2 separate regions of the Homo sapiens genome follow, and region 2 is linked to region 1. The links are chromatin loops, found by intact Hi-C in ENCODE. Cell type or tissue: dorsolateral prefrontal cortex. All regions are shown on one strand. Links, peaks and the distances in the headings refer to the core of each region. The heading gives the core; the rest is flanking DNA. Region 1 overlaps ITGA1 (integrin subunit alpha 1). Region 2 overlaps ITGA1 (integrin subunit alpha 1).

What was found. Hi-C counts contacts between places; a loop is a spot of excess contacts. Peaks named below come from ENCODE experiments on the same cell type or tissue, not always from the same donor. Only the 100,000 strongest peaks of a DNase experiment are listed, where the experiment ranks them.
Region 2: it touches region 1 in a loop (7-fold over the local background); 2 of 110 quality-filtered maps call a loop at or near these places.

What each region holds. Positions count from the first base shown.
Region 1 is chr5:52,834,820-52,839,223 of GRCh38, forward strand. The region is part of intron 1 of ITGA1 (integrin subunit alpha 1); the gene reads left to right. Among named protein-coding and RNA genes, the nearest start is that of PELO-AS1, 36 kb to the left of the region's middle. In dorsolateral prefrontal cortex, for the core only: no CTCF peak of the experiment used is centred there; a DNase peak (open chromatin) is centred at 2,422; H3K4me3 peaks cover 531 bases; H3K27ac peaks cover 1,846 bases.
Region 2 is chr5:52,913,074-52,917,477 of GRCh38, forward strand. ITGA1 (integrin subunit alpha 1) reads left to right here. Exons shown (of 29, transcript NM_181501.2): 15 at 2,391-2,521. Among named protein-coding and RNA genes, the nearest start is that of ITGA2, 74 kb to the right of the region's middle. In dorsolateral prefrontal cortex, for the core only: CTCF peaks have their summits at 2,456 and 2,656; a DNase peak (open chromatin) is centred at 2,508; H3K4me3 peaks cover 422 bases; H3K27ac peaks cover 491 bases.

The DNA.
Region 1 (4,404 bases), core at 91-4,090:
ATTACTTCCCTAAAGGCCCTATTTCCAAATGCTGTCACTTTAGCGGTTAGGGCTTCAACATATGAATCTCAGGGGACACAATTCACTCTATTGAGTGAACGCTAACTATTATACAAGAGTTCATAACTGAGAGAAGGACAAAGAAGAAAGGTAGAAGAAGGATAAAAGAGAAAGTAGAAGGACGTAAAAGGCATTCTGAGTTGAATCAGTTCTGCACAGGGGATTTCTGGGATATCCCATACAATACTTCCACTTACTTTTTTTGGGCCAGTATTTAGTCGTACAGCTATGCTATCTACCTGTTGTCTTCTGGCTGTGTACACTGCTGCCCCAAGTAAAGATTTTATTACTAATGAAAAAAACGGATATTAAGAGCTAATAAGCCTTCTTAATCATATCCAGAACTGTGCTAGGCGTTGAGAATGAGAATATAAGTTCTTATTTTTAAGTACTCTAAGGAATTCCCAGTCTAACAGGAGACTAGTACATGTAAACCAGTTACCTTTAATATAAAGCGATACATCCTATGGGATAAATGTGTACAAGTTCTGCAAAAACAGAGGAAGAATGATTATCAACGGGGGAGTTGGGGAGAGTTCACCAGGCTAAGAATTGAAGAAAGGAATTTCCAGAAGTGGGGAAAACTTTAGCAGAAGTTCGATTGAGAATACAAGATGTTTCAGGGAACTGCGCATATTGAAGGGTGGCCATTACTTGACATTCTGAGCCAGAGTAGTAATGAGATTGGAAAGGTCAAATGAGCCCTCATTTTAATGGGTCTAAAATGGTGCTTAAAAAGTGGGACAGCATTTATTGGGTGATGAATTTATAGATGTGTGTGTGTATATATTTTGATACAAGAAACCCTTCTGAAGAAATTAGTTATTAGATTCCATTGATGTCACAAGGTGTTCTTTTTGTTGTTGTTATTGGTTCGTTTGTTCTAATTTCTGCCCTTTTCAAGATTCAAATCACAACTTAAAAGCAAGGAGTTGCAAGAATATATGGAATGGTGAGAAATGATTGATGTTAGAAAGCTTTCGAAAATTGCAATACATAAGGAAAATTGTCCAATGCACATTCTTATTTATCTGCATTTATCTTTCTATATCCTGTTGAACTTTGCCGATAATTGTAGAAACACCTTGGCATTTCTTTCTTCCATCTTTATATTTTCTTGATATCATTAGAAATAGATGTTCAGTCTACCTCTTGCATGCTGACCAATCCTAAATTGGGCGATGACCTATTTATTTTGCATCTTCCCTGAATGCTTAATCTTCATGAACTAGAAATGGCCAGTAGAAAGTCAGTAAGTGTTACTTAATTTACTTCCGTATTTATTAAATTTCTCCCAGAGTAAGGAATTATGAGTTCCTGGAGCAGCACATGTGTCTCTTTCTTACAGAAAATTTCAGTTCCATGGTGAGGATTATTTGCACATCTCTGAAGAGGCAATGGTCCATCCAGACAAAATAGCACAGAGCCAGTACATAAAATAAGAAAGTGGACTGTGGACAAGTCCTGACAAAATTATGGAAAGAGGAACTAGTGAAAATTCTAGCAAGTCAGTATCTTTTCTGGCCAGTACATTTGTGTAAGCAAATTGAACTTTAATCATAATATAGTGCCAATTTGATTTCCAAAATCTTTGTCTTTTTTTGGTCCCGCCTTGGAAGTTGAATCTCAGTCATGTACACCAGAATATGAATGCGAGATGACAGCTCCCATAACAAATCACCCTTGGCCAGATTTCCGCCACTTGGTTGTTCATTTTGCCTACCTCTGAAATTAGCAAATCTCTGCCTTTGTCTACTTGTGCCTTCTCAGATCTGCTGCTCCTGGCCCATTCCTTGATCTCAATGTGGCTGAAAGTATTAAGATTTTAGAGCATGTATAAAGATAATAAAGGTCATTCAATCAAGCTCTTCTATTTTGTGCATTTTTTGCTTCTCTAAGAAGCAAGAATGGCACTGTGATTTCATTGTTGAAATAGTTAAGAAAATAGGGGACAATTTTGATAAAATTAGAAAATCTTAGAGAAGTATCCTGTTACTACGTCTTCAAATGTATAATGATAATTATACAGGAAAATTTAAAGGCATTTTTATCATAAAATGCTTCAAGCAAACGAGAAAATTATGAGGAATAATATATCAAATAGCAATGTGCCCTCTACCCAGCTTTGCAAAATCTAAACATTTTTCTGTAATTGTTTATTTTTCATAAGAAATAAAACTTTATTAGGATTTTTGAGAAAGTCCAGTAAAGACCAAACCTCTTCCTCACTTGAGATCAGAACCAATTGGGAAATGACAAAGAATCAGACTGATGAATCAGCATGGCTGATGAATTAAATTCCCACTACTGAACCGTAGAGGAGGCTGTCTACACTCCAGCGCCAGCCGAGAGCCTGACACTGGACGAACAAAGCAAAGCATTTTCTTAACGTAGGCAGGCTCAGTTCTAAAAGAAAATGAGAAAGAGAGGATGGGGCTGGCCACACAGTGTCTCCTTCCAGACTCACCAATCAATTAGTGTGAAGGAAGGGCAGGTTGAGAAATAGCCGAGAAGTATTACAACCGGTGAGGCACTCACCCCATGGAAGGAAATGTCAGAAGTGGAAAGTTAGCATTTCCCTCTAAAAACATATAAAGTTAAAGCCATGTTTTTATTCCCTTTTAGACCCTATTTTTTCCTCCCCTTCTCCCATGCAAATGTAACCTCTACCCTGAATTTTAAGATCCTTATATATAACAAATACTTAGTCACTAGTGTTGTGATTCTAAGTATCAGAATGCTTCCATTTAAGGGAAATATTGGCTGCCGGTTCTTGGGGATATTGACTATAACATCTGCAGTTACTTCAGTTTCAAGATACTCTTGTAGACTAATGGAAAGAATGTAAAAGATGATGCTACTAGATAGAAATAGAGTTTGGATCGAAGGATGTTACTGCCCAACTAATGTTCTAAGTGCTGAAAGATCATCCTGGTCTTAGCAACAGCAATTATAACTAAGAAAACAAAGTTTAGAGTTATCTCAAAACAGAAAAGAAAGCATCAAAAAGTTATCTCTTTCCTCTGAAACAAAAATAAGCATTCTAGTGACCCTTGCCTTCTGAAATATTTCAACATTCCAAGCTACTGAGACTTTTCTTATTTTCTTATAAACAAACTTTAATGCCCTTTAAAATACTTTCTGATTTCTTTTCTAAGCGTTTTCAGGTGAATAACAAGTTACATTCGTTTGGCTTATTTTCTCTTCATAAAATGGACAAGTTTTTAGTTGAGCAGAGGAACCGAAAAACTTCTGAATGAAGGAAATATTTGGTAGTGAATGATATAATGGAAAATTGCTATAATAAGTAGCTGGGAAGAAGCAAGGAAGGGAGAGAAATTATACAGAATCATTTTAGTTTAAGTGGCAGTGTATGATTAGAAGCAGTACTGAGACATTGAGAAAAATAGTCTATTACATACCATAGGAAAATCAACAATGGCATCTCTGAATATGGAATTGCTAGTTAAAGCTACTAGGTGACTCTAGGATGGACAATTTTTTTTAATAGGTTTTTGGTTTTGGTTGAGGTACACTGTCAGAGTGTGCACAGTATTTCATTTTGTTAGTTAGCTTCATGAAGACCTTAATTTATTAATGTTAATGATTGACCACTTGTGTGTTAAACCAGAAAGTATTTAGTCAGTTGAATTCCATCACAAAAGAAATGTTATGAATCCGTATATTTTGCCTCCTGTTTCTGAGAAATATGGCAAATAAAAAAAGAGAGGTCAAACTAAATCTAATACCTCTTTAAGTCCCACAGCAAAATAAAACATAGGTAGGCCTCATTTTATGTTTTGATTATGTCTTGAAAACCTTGTATACAAGTTAAAACATTTGTAAAAGTCTAGGCATGCTTCATTTTTGAAATAATGTGGTAGATAACTTAAAATGCCAGTAATTATTTTCCAGTCTAAATAATCACAACATTGAGTCAGGTGTGGTGACTCACGCCTGTAATCCCAGCACTTCAGGAGGCCGAGGCAGGCGGATCACTCGAGCCCAGGAGTTCAAAACCAGTCTGGGCAACGTGACGAGCACTTTTCTATACAAAAAATACAAAAATTAACCAGGCATGGTGGCATGTGCCTCTGGTCTTAGCTACTTGGGAGGCTGAGGTGGAAGAATCACTTGAGCTGGCGAGGCCGAGGCTGCAGTGAGCCATGATTGCACCACTGCATCCTAGGCTGGGTGACTGAGTGAGACCCTGCCTCAAAACAAAAACAACAACTACAACAACAACAACAAAGTCACAACATAATTTAATAGATTTTTTCATATGTTGGAATTTCACTAAGTGAAGAATACCTGTTATATGTTATATGTTATAGGTGATACCGT
Region 2 (4,404 bases), core at 193-4,192, 78 kb after region 1:
CTAGTTTCCTTTCTGTTGTTATTTTCCATATCTCCAGGATTTGACTTTTTGAAACAGTTAAAAAAAAGAATACTTTGTAACAATGCTGTTTAACATCTGTTAAATTTAGAATGGGACATTTAGTGTGTCCCGTTCTAAATAGAGGGCACTGCTTTCTGAATAAGGCAAAAATAATTGTATGACTTAACCAATAAAGGAAATTAGATTCTTGATTTTATATTTAATGTCCATGCTGTTATAATAAATTGCATTAAATTTATATTTATCCATTAAGTTGATATATTTTCGTCAAGTGAATTACGATTTCTAAAGGTTTATAATTTTCTCGCAAGTAATCCTTAGAAAAAATAAATCTGAATATTAAGTTTAAGCTGCAGGGAACTTCTGTTATTCCTGTTTGTAATTTGTTGTCAGTTAACAGCTCTAATCCATAAGTGTATTTTTTTTCCTTCATTAGAAAAATAACAAGTTACAAAAGTGCTTAATGCACTACACTATAAAAACAAAAGAATTTAAAGGAGTTTGAATGTAATTGTCTGCTCTCAAGTAATCATAGTTGGTTAGATATTGAACAACTACTTACAAATAAAACAGAATTCACTACCTTCTAGCTTATATAATTTGAAAAGAAATTAGAATATTAATTATTTCATTTTCTATTTGAGTGTTCTCTTTGGTTCTGTAGTCAACAGAGCTCTCAAAATCTATTCATGTAATGCAAACATGAGTGATTTTTCATAAAACCATAATGACAATAGTGAACAGAATAAAGGGCTTATTTCAATAAGAGCACTTGTATCCATTTGATAAATAATTTGTTTCTGTTGAAAATCTTTATGGCATTATTTACTTAACAAGAGACAGGCAATATTAATGACTGGGGCATGATGGAATTAGGAAATGCAGGAAGAGAGTTCTTTCTTATATTCTAATACTTTATTCCTTCAGCATCAATCCTGTAAATTTAATGGGGTAGCATTTGAAGTAGAAAAGGAAAGCTAAATCATTGTCAGATGAAATAGATTTGTCATAAACAACTTGTTTTCTAAATGGTGGTAAATCAAGATGCAACTTTAAACAAAAACAACAAAAAGAATATTAGAGTTGGATTTGTTTAATTACTGGCAAAATGTTTTTCCAAGGAATAGGTGAAGATGTGCTTACTCATTTCCATGAGAACCAGAGATGCTGCTTATGTATGGGATAATCCAGAATCAATCAAGCCCATAGAACCAAGGAGTCAGATATCTCCTGAATTCTTCACTTAAAAAAATGAGGAGGATTGCTGGGTGCGGTGGCTCATGCCTGTAATCCCAGCACTTTGGGAGGCCGAGGCAGGCGGATCATGAGGCCAGGAGTTCGAGACCAGCCTGGCCAATGGTGAAACCCCGTCTCTACTAAAAATACAAAAAATTAGCCGGGCATGGTGGCGCGCACCTGTAATCCCAGCTATTCGGGAGGCAGAGGCAGGAGAATCACTTGAACCTGGGAAGTGAAGGTTGCAGTGAGCCGAGATAGCGTCTCAAAAAAAAAAAGGGGGGGAAATACTTTCAAACGAGCCTCACCTGTTTAAGGATGAAAAATGTTTCCATTTGGTTTGCCTTAGTAGGCTTCTTATTTTATGTTATTTATGTGGAAAACAAGAGGCTCAGAAGACTTGAAGTTTAGGGAGGGTTTGTAAGTCCTGACTGCTTGCCATGGGCTTCTGTTAAAAGCATTAGCTTAAGCTTGAACCAATGCTAAGTCAGGAAGTACAGATATCAAACATACTATGTATGGTAATGTGCACAGATCAGTCTTCAAGACATACTCATTTGTGCCATCTCAACGTTGTGAATACATCTGAGTGGAATTGAGTCTCTTGTGCCCTCAACTTTTAGGACAATTTTTGAAAGACAGTAGAGATTACATATTGGAAAATGTATTTGATGGGATGTGTTATTTATACCCAGCCACAAAGTTCAGTGAACTCCAAATTGACCCCTAGGACAATATTATACTCCCCTCCCCCCTTTGCTGATATGATATGTTTTCAAGATTTCCAGTACCTTTAGATATGTCTGTGTGATGGGATTGGCTAGGAAGCAGAAAGCACAGAACCAATTACTCATACTGTTTCCTTTGAGGATTAGACACAATGACACTATATAATTTTTCCCTCTCTCTGGTGTCAGTGACCTTGTAATGATTTTGTCTGTACTATAAAAACAGCAATATCCTCTGGGAACATCTGAGTATTTCCTCTTATCTCCACATGAGGGACCTCTTGGGCGGATTCCCAAATTAACAAAACTGATTATTTTGTTAAACAATTTAAATTCTCAGATTTATTTGAAACTGTTTTGAACAGACTCTTCTCATATGAAACTCTTTTTTTTGGATTCTCACAGCGTATTCCATCAGGTGGGGATGGTAAGACACTGAAATTTTTTGGCCAGTCTATCCACGGAGAAATGGATTTAAATGGTGACGGTCTGACAGATGTGACTATTGGGGGCCTTGGTGGTGCTGCCCTCTTCTGGTATGTATTTTAATAACATCCTGTTAATCTGAGACTGGGTCACTTGCAGAGCTCCCAGTGTGATTGGAGCTCATGTCATACCAAATATCTATTTCCTTTTGTGTTCCACTATGCAAATACAAGTTATTCAGTTGAGTGAGCTGGAAGAGTCAATACATCTTAAGAACAAAGAAGCTATATGAAAGAAACAAGTAGAATGAACTCTTAATTTGGTGTGTCTATTATGTGGTTTACACTAAAATAGGTATTCTGTTTTAGGAGAGGTATAGGGGAAGAGAAGATCTTATAGAGGATGTATATAAACAAGAAAATATCCCTAATATTTGGTTGCTTACAAGGTTTTAGAGATAATCGACTTTGTATTCATTTACCTGATACATAGAAACAGATAATCGCGTAGCACTCTCTGACTCTGTTTATATTGTTGGTCAAGCCTAGAGGCATCTTAAGTAATATCTTCGCTCAGCCTTTAAAATGCCTAAATCCCCAAATTGGCCCAGTTCTTTCAGATACATACATTCATAATGCTTTATTAATTATGAATAAATAATAATTTAGTAGGCAAAAATAATTATTGCTTACTAAATATCCTATCTCAAAAACTAAATATCCTATTTCAAAAACTGTTCTGTTTGAAAGAAATTACTAGGAAGTCAAGAATCAACTTAATGAGAAATCCACATGATAATTTTGAAAAATATATAATAAATTTCATTAAGAAATATAAAGGAAGGGTTTCATAAATAAAATCTATTTATGCCAGGTGACTTTATGGGAAGTCCGCATGTTGATTCTCCTAAATTAATGCATTGGTTTACTGTAATTCGGGTGGAAACATACATCAATGCTCTTTTTCCCAAAAATCTACCTAGAAGAGTAATAAAGTATAAAAGAAAGGTGAAGATAGAGAGGTGAAAATAGATGACTTTGCTATAATTTAAGATAATGCTTAAGAACTAATGGTCAAATTAAAATGGTACAGTAAATTGTGCACATACAATAATCACTATTTAAAAAAAAAACCTTTACAATAGAGGGGAAAGAAGACTGAAGGGTGATACCTAAGAAAAGGGAATATTAGGCAGCACAGTGGCTGGGACTTTGGGGAGGACTCACCAGAAGCCAAGGCTCAAAACCAGAAGTCAGCAGTGTCAGGGACAATGGATATACTTCAATTTTGTTTGAAATGTTAATCCTGAATTAGTTTATTATGCTCCCTTTAGCTCACAAATATTTATTGTATTAATTCTCATATTAAAAATATGTTTTCAGGGTTTTTATGCTCCAGTTTTGTTTCAAGGCTTTCTTGCAAAGCTTTGCAAACTTATTTATGGCCTCTCCTGCCCCAAATCAAGGCATTGATGGCCCAAAATGATAGTCATTTCCCTATCATAGTCCAGGCTCCACTGACAGCAGAATGGACCAAACCGATATACTGGGACACGAAGACTAAGATTCACAATGCCTAACAAGAAGTGAGAGTGGATACAAGTGACAGATGATAGGAAAAACGTTTGGAAGCAAATAGTGAGAGTCTTGTCATGAGACCTGGACTGACTCCCAAGAAAGATCTGGCTGGGGCAGAGAGGATGTGTGGGGTGGACAATGGTCGAGGCAGCTTCATGCCTGGAGAATCCATATTACTAAGCAGGAAACTAGGCATGTTCATTCATTGCTGATGAAAGGGTAAACTGGCTAAAACTCATTCGAAGGTCTTTATCAATAAGTGTTTAAAAGCATTCCAATGTTCCTACTTTTTACCAAGGATTTAACTTCCTAAAAATGTAAAGATACAATCTAGAAGTACAATTAAAGGTGTCATCACAGCACTGTATGTAATACCATCTTTTAATAATGTTAAATTTACCACTATACTCAGAAAC